2 separate regions of the Homo sapiens genome follow, and region 2 is linked to region 1. Evidence: read pairs that join two places in POLR2A ChIA-PET (ENCODE). Cell type or tissue: OCI-LY7. All regions are shown on one strand. Links, peaks and the distances in the headings refer to the core of each region. The heading gives the core; the rest is flanking DNA.

Evidence for each region. ChIA-PET counts read pairs that join two places held together with the same protein. Peaks named below come from ENCODE experiments on the same cell type or tissue, not always from the same donor. Only the 100,000 strongest peaks of a DNase experiment are listed, where the experiment ranks them.
Region 2: POLR2A ChIA-PET joins it to region 1 with 5 read pairs; 2 of 35 experiments call an interaction of 5 or more read pairs at or near these places.

Annotation. Positions count from the first base shown.
Region 1 is chr10:30,427,353-30,430,269 of GRCh38, forward strand. No RefSeq gene overlaps it. Among named protein-coding and RNA genes, the nearest start is that of MAP3K8, 5.4 kb to the right of the region's middle. In OCI-LY7, for the core only: no CTCF peak of the experiment used is centred there; no DNase peak of the experiment used is centred there; H3K4me3 peaks cover 539 bases.
Region 2 is chr10:30,697,494-30,700,410 of GRCh38, forward strand. It overlaps the pseudogene SVIL2P. Among named protein-coding and RNA genes, the nearest start is that of LINC02644, 24 kb to the right of the region's middle. In OCI-LY7, for the core only: no CTCF peak of the experiment used is centred there; no DNase peak of the experiment used is centred there; H3K4me3 peaks cover 604 bases; H3K27ac peaks cover 1,972 bases.

The DNA of each region.
Region 1 (2,917 bases), core at 267-2,766:
TATGCCATGTGGTCATTTCGGAAGGCCATGATCAAGAAACCCTGCACAAGGAGTTTCCATTTGGGAGGTGGAACACAGGAGCACAGACCAATAGTTCTGTTTTTAAAGTGCAGTTCGAGAACCTCAAATTTGGGGAAGCCACAACACTAAGTAAGTAATAAAATTCTTAACATTTAGCATACAGAATAATGCTATTTAGGCCCTTTGAGAGACCTACATTTTAGTTTTCTGCACATGAGAACAGATGGTCTTGGTTCATATACAGGCCCAATTTACACCCAGCCTTCAAGATAAACAACAGCCACAGCTGAGTGAATTTAGGAACTCCCCTTCCCTTCCCAGGGTTACCGGGGACTTCTCTCCCCTTCCCCCACGGGAGGACCTCATCTCTGCCTGGGGCCCCATTTCCCTTGCTCAGTTGCTATTTTCACTTTACACAGGAAAGGCAAAAGCTGGTGAGCTACCTCCCAAAGGGGAGGAGAAGGAAAACGGAAGGAGGAGGATGGAGAAGACTGTCCCTTTCAACCTTGTCTGCATTCCTCCCCCATAGTCCTAAGGTGGATGGGAAGGGAAGAGGGTTGTAAGAGCTGAGGGCATAGTCTTGCCTATTGCTGTACCATGAATGCATTATAGATACTCATCTCTATTGCTTAAGGCAGGCAGGTGGGCCTGTGGCTCTAGGGCCTGGTGTCTTTCCAATCTCACCTGGGTTGTCTTAGAGGGCTGCTGGGGGACAGCAGAATCTAATGAAGCACCCTGTGGTCCCCACAGGTCTGATGGATGGCTCTGCTCCACCTCAAGATGCTAAGTGAGGCTGAACAGGTTCTCATGACTGCATGGTCATGAATAGAGGGCCTAGCCTGTGTTAGAGGAAGGAGTTTATGTTTTAGGTATTGGAGCAGATGGCCATAGTCCAAGGAGCAGTCAGTGGCAGAGGTGGGGCATGGGGTGGAGCTGTTCGTTCCCACAGTGGAAAAGGCAACCCTAAATGTCTACCTCCGTTGGATACTTCATTCTTTGGGCCGATGTGCCTTTTCAGTGGTATCCAAGGTAACTGCTCTAAGGATGCATGCATTTTCTGCATGTTACTTTGTCATTTTGAAAATCCCGCCCCTCTTTTTTTTTTTTTTTTTGAGACAGAGTCTCACTCTGTCACTTAGGCTGCAGCACAGTGACATGATCATAGCTCACTGCAGCCTCAACATCCTGGGCTCAAGAAACTGAGGACCAGAGAGACTGATATGGAGAACAGGAGGATTGTTTATTTTAGGTATGCACCAGCTCAGTGGATTCGCATCCAAAAAGCTGAGCATTGAACAAAGACTGAGTGGGGTTTTTATAAGCAAACCTACAAAAGCCAAACAAAAGCAATTAATCATACAGTAACAGGTCACATAATCTATAGCATAACTGTTGACTTAGCATAACTTGTGGCCTTGCCTAGCTAGTGACCTTATAGCTGCGTCAAAAGAAAAATAAGAACTGGCTAAATACAGAGATTTGTAAAACATAATCATGCTTAAGAAACCAGGGAAAGGAGTAACAGTAAAAGAATTTGTCTTTTTCTTCTTTTTTTTTTTTTCCTTCAACCTTTCTCTGGAGGGGGGTGTTGTCTGGAGCCCATTCCTTTGTCCTTGGCTTTCTGGACAGCATTATCTTATAACTCTTCTTGAAGTGAGCTTGCTAGGCAGAGGAAAACTTGAAACTTGTTCTTTTCTTTTTAACCTTTGCCGTGCCTGTTACTTTTCTTACAGTGAATGAATGCATATTTATTTTTAAATTTCTGCCTCATCTCAGCCTTCCGAGTAGCTTGGACTACAGGTGCGTGCCACCATGGCCAGTTAATGTTTTAAATTTTTTTTTTTTTTTTTTTGTAGAGAGAGGATTTTGCCATGTTGCCCAACCTGGTCTTGAACTCCTGGGCTCAAGAAATCCTCCCCTGGCCTCCAAAAGTGCTGGGATTACAGGTGTGAGCCACCATGTCCTGCTTGAAACTCTTAATATAAAAAAAATTGCCAGATGTGGTGGCTCACACCTGTAATCTCAGCACTTTGGGAGGCTGACGTGGGTGGATCACATGAGGTCAGGAGTTTGAGACCAGCCTGGCCAACACGGCAAAACCCCATCTCTACTAAAAATACAAAAATTAGCCTGGCATGGTGGCATGCACCCGTAATCTCAGCTCCTCCGGAGGCTGAGGCAGGAGAATCGCTTGAACCCGGGAGGCAGATCTTGCAGTGAGCTGAGATCGTGCCGCTGCACTCCAGCCTGGGCGACAGAGTGAGACTGTGTCTGGAAAAAAAAAAAAAGAAAGAAAGAAAAGGGAAAAAAAACCAGAAAAACTTTAATTATTTTTATTTTATTTTTTATTTTTGAAATGGAGTTTCACTCTTGTCGCCCAGGCTGAAGTACAATGACACGATCTCAGCTCACTGCAACCTCTGTCTCCCAGGTTCAAGTGAGTCTCCTGCCTCAGCCTCCCAAGTAGCTGGGAGTACAGGCATGAGGCACCACACCCGGCTAATTTTTGTATTTTTAGTAGTGATGGGGTTTCACCATGTTGGTCAGGCTGGTCTCAAGCTCCCGACCTCAGGTGTTCCCACCTGCCTCGCCTCCCAAAGTGTTGGGATTACAGGCATGAGCCACCACACCCGGCCAGAAAAACTTCAATTATATCTGAAATCCACTCACATTATCATAAGAAACTTACACATATCAATGAAAAAAAAAAGAGATACTGAATTTTTAGAATCCAATTTCAAATTGTTCACAATTTAAGACAATAATAATAGTTGTAAATGTATTACCTACGTGTCTGTACAGCTTCTCACCTGAAAGTTATTATCAAAAGTATAAAGAAGTTGTTGTTGAAACTCTTAATCTGTATAGCTGTTTCAACATGAAACCATAAAGAAAA
Region 2 (2,917 bases), core at 261-2,760, 270 kb after region 1:
CGCCATAGAAAAGGCGAAGGTTGGTACCTGAAAAATAAAAACGCTTTAGCTAACATCTCCTTTACACACCGGTGGAGTGTTCTTCCTGGCGTCAGTCACAAAGCTTCTCAAAAGCCAGGTGTTGCATTCAAGTGAGAAGGGATAGGTAGGATTTCTTTTCCTGAATGTCTCTCAAACAAGCTTTCATTACATGTTTAAATGGGATGTTTTAGGACTATGACCTACACCCCAGTGTTTAGGTCCTGGGTTCCTTCCTACTCCTGTGTAAAAAATGAAGCGGCCCCACTTTAAAGTCCTTTATCCCAGGTAGTTCTGAAGTTCTGCCATAGACCTATTGAATGACACTGTCATGGGGTAAAGCCCAAAGAATAGTGCTTTTTAAAAGCATCATATGTGACCTATTGAAGATGGAGAACTATTGCTCTAAAGAATTGATACTCCCTGGTCGTTCAGTTACATTTTCTTGAGGTCATTTAAAATACCCAGTAACCAGCATCCACCCACACCCGTGGTCACAAGGCTTTCCTTGCAGGCACACTGTTTCTCCCTCTGGTTTTGACATGTGCCACTCTGTCTAGCCAAGGGCTTTTCTACCCAGGTAATTGTGTTCGTTTCTTTTTTAGGCCTCAGAACTTGCAGCTTGATTGTAGAGCTACTTATATCTAAATCATTGAAGAAGGAATTAATATACACACTCTTGCAGCCAAAGACTTCTGCAAGCTTCTGGGTGGCCAAACCAGTTACCAATGTCAGACTTCATTGTACTTCAGAGACTGACAAGACTTGAATCTCCTTTCTTCTCCCTTAGCTCATTCTTCTAAACCAGCTACTTTGCAATGTAAAATGTGATGCTCTCCTGTTGTTCTTATCCCCAAGCTGCTGGAGACCCAAAAGAAGATGAACTCTATGAAGCAGCCATAATAGAAACTAACTGCATTTACTGTCTCATGGATGACAAACTTGTTCCTGATGACGACTACTGGGGGAAAATTCCAAAGTGCTCTCTTCTGCAACCCAAAGAGGTACAGCCTGTGGCCTCTGCCCTTCAATGAGAAAGCACATTGAAAGCACTCAGCACAGGCTGCCCAATAGATTAGAGAGTAAGTTCCCAATAAAGGTTAGCCAGTGTCAGTATCCATTGTAGAACATTTACAGCTTTTTAAAAGGATTTTCCTTCTTTCTTTTTTTTTTTTTTTCCGAGACAGAGTCTTGTTCTGTTGCCAGGCTGGAGTGCAGTGGCAAGATTTCGGCTCACTGCAACCTCCACCTCCCGACTTCAAGCAATTCTCCTGCCTCAGCCTCCTGAATAGTTGGGACTACAGGCACATGCCACCATGCCTGGCTAATTTTTGTATTTTTGGTAGAGACAGGGTTTCACTATGTTGGCCAGGATGGTCTCGATCTCCTGACCTCGTGATCCAGCCGCCTCAGCCTTTCAAAGTGCTGGGATTACAGGCATGAGCCACTGTGCCCAGCCAGGGTATTTGTTATTTCACCCCTTTACTGACATCTTAAATGCTAATATGAAATCCAGAATATTGTTCAGAGGTGGCATGGATCATTGACAGCATCATAGGCAAAATGTAAATGTTACTTAGTCCTATCTGTTGCATTTTGTATAAATATTAATGGAATATTTTTCAGTCCTTAAGTTTGAGGAATAATAGATGCATATACATATATATAATTTATGGATTTGCCAATTAATGTGCTGTTTTTGTCCTGTCATGCCAGTAAATATTTATTAATTATATACTTTTCCAGTACCGTTAAGTATGCTAAGTATTAAGAAAGTGGAAGACACGCAAGGCCCTTAAGTTTAATTGGGCGGAAGAGTATTAGAAGGAATGTAATCTGGAGCAAGGTTGACTGTGTGATATGTATGGTCTTTTACATGGGGGAAACGTCACAGAAAAATAAATACAGGAATCATCAGGAATAATTTTCAATAGAAAGTGAAATTGAGCCAAGTTTAGAGTTAAGCAAAATTTGAATTGCTGGAAGTGAAGGGAGAAATCATTCTAAGAGAAAGAATAAAACAAACTATGAACGTAAGAAATAGCATTACATTCATGTATTCATTCAGCAAACACTTAGTAATCAACCCCTCCTGTATGTATCACCATGATCTGATCCCTGCCCTTAAGGATCTTGGAATTGTGTACTGGAGAGAAGACACCATTGGACCATGAGTGCCTGGGGTATATGAAGTGGCCTCTGTGTATATATTAAGTGAATGAACGAGCACATGAGAGGGGGAGGAATAGGGGAGAGAGGCAGGAAGTCGACAGGAAGATGTACCTAAAGAACTCTTGTGAATCGCAAGTTGTAAGCAGGTTGAGAGTTCAGAGGAGGGAACATTATCCTGGCCACTTAGGACACTGGGAGGAGGAATCGTGCCCACAGGGCAGAGGCTGGCTCGGTGGGGCAGTGCCAGCTGAGATCTCCTGGCCTTTTTGTGTCTGTGCTGGTCACCCCATTAGGATTTCTGTCTTCCTCCGTTTGACTCACTGTCAACAGAGACCCTGTTGCACCTGATTCAACTGTTGCATGTTCTTGAAGTTAACAAATTCTTTTGTGCCATTTCTCCCAGGTACTGGTGTTTGATTTTGGTAGTGAAGTTTACGTATGGCATGGGAAAGAAGTCACGTTAGCACAACGAAAAATAGAATTTCAGCTGGCAAAGCACTTATGGAATGGAACCTTTGACTATGAGAACTGTGACATTAATCCCCTGGATCCTGGAGAATGCAATCCGCTTATCCGCAGGTACTACTGCCCCCACCTTGGGACGGCTCCCTGAGCGAGCTGATTCCCTTCGATCCCTCTGTTCTCACCACAGTCCTCTACTCTCGCTCTTTATAGGGTTCAGTTTTCATAAACGATTATATGCAGTGGACTGTGAATATTCACAAAA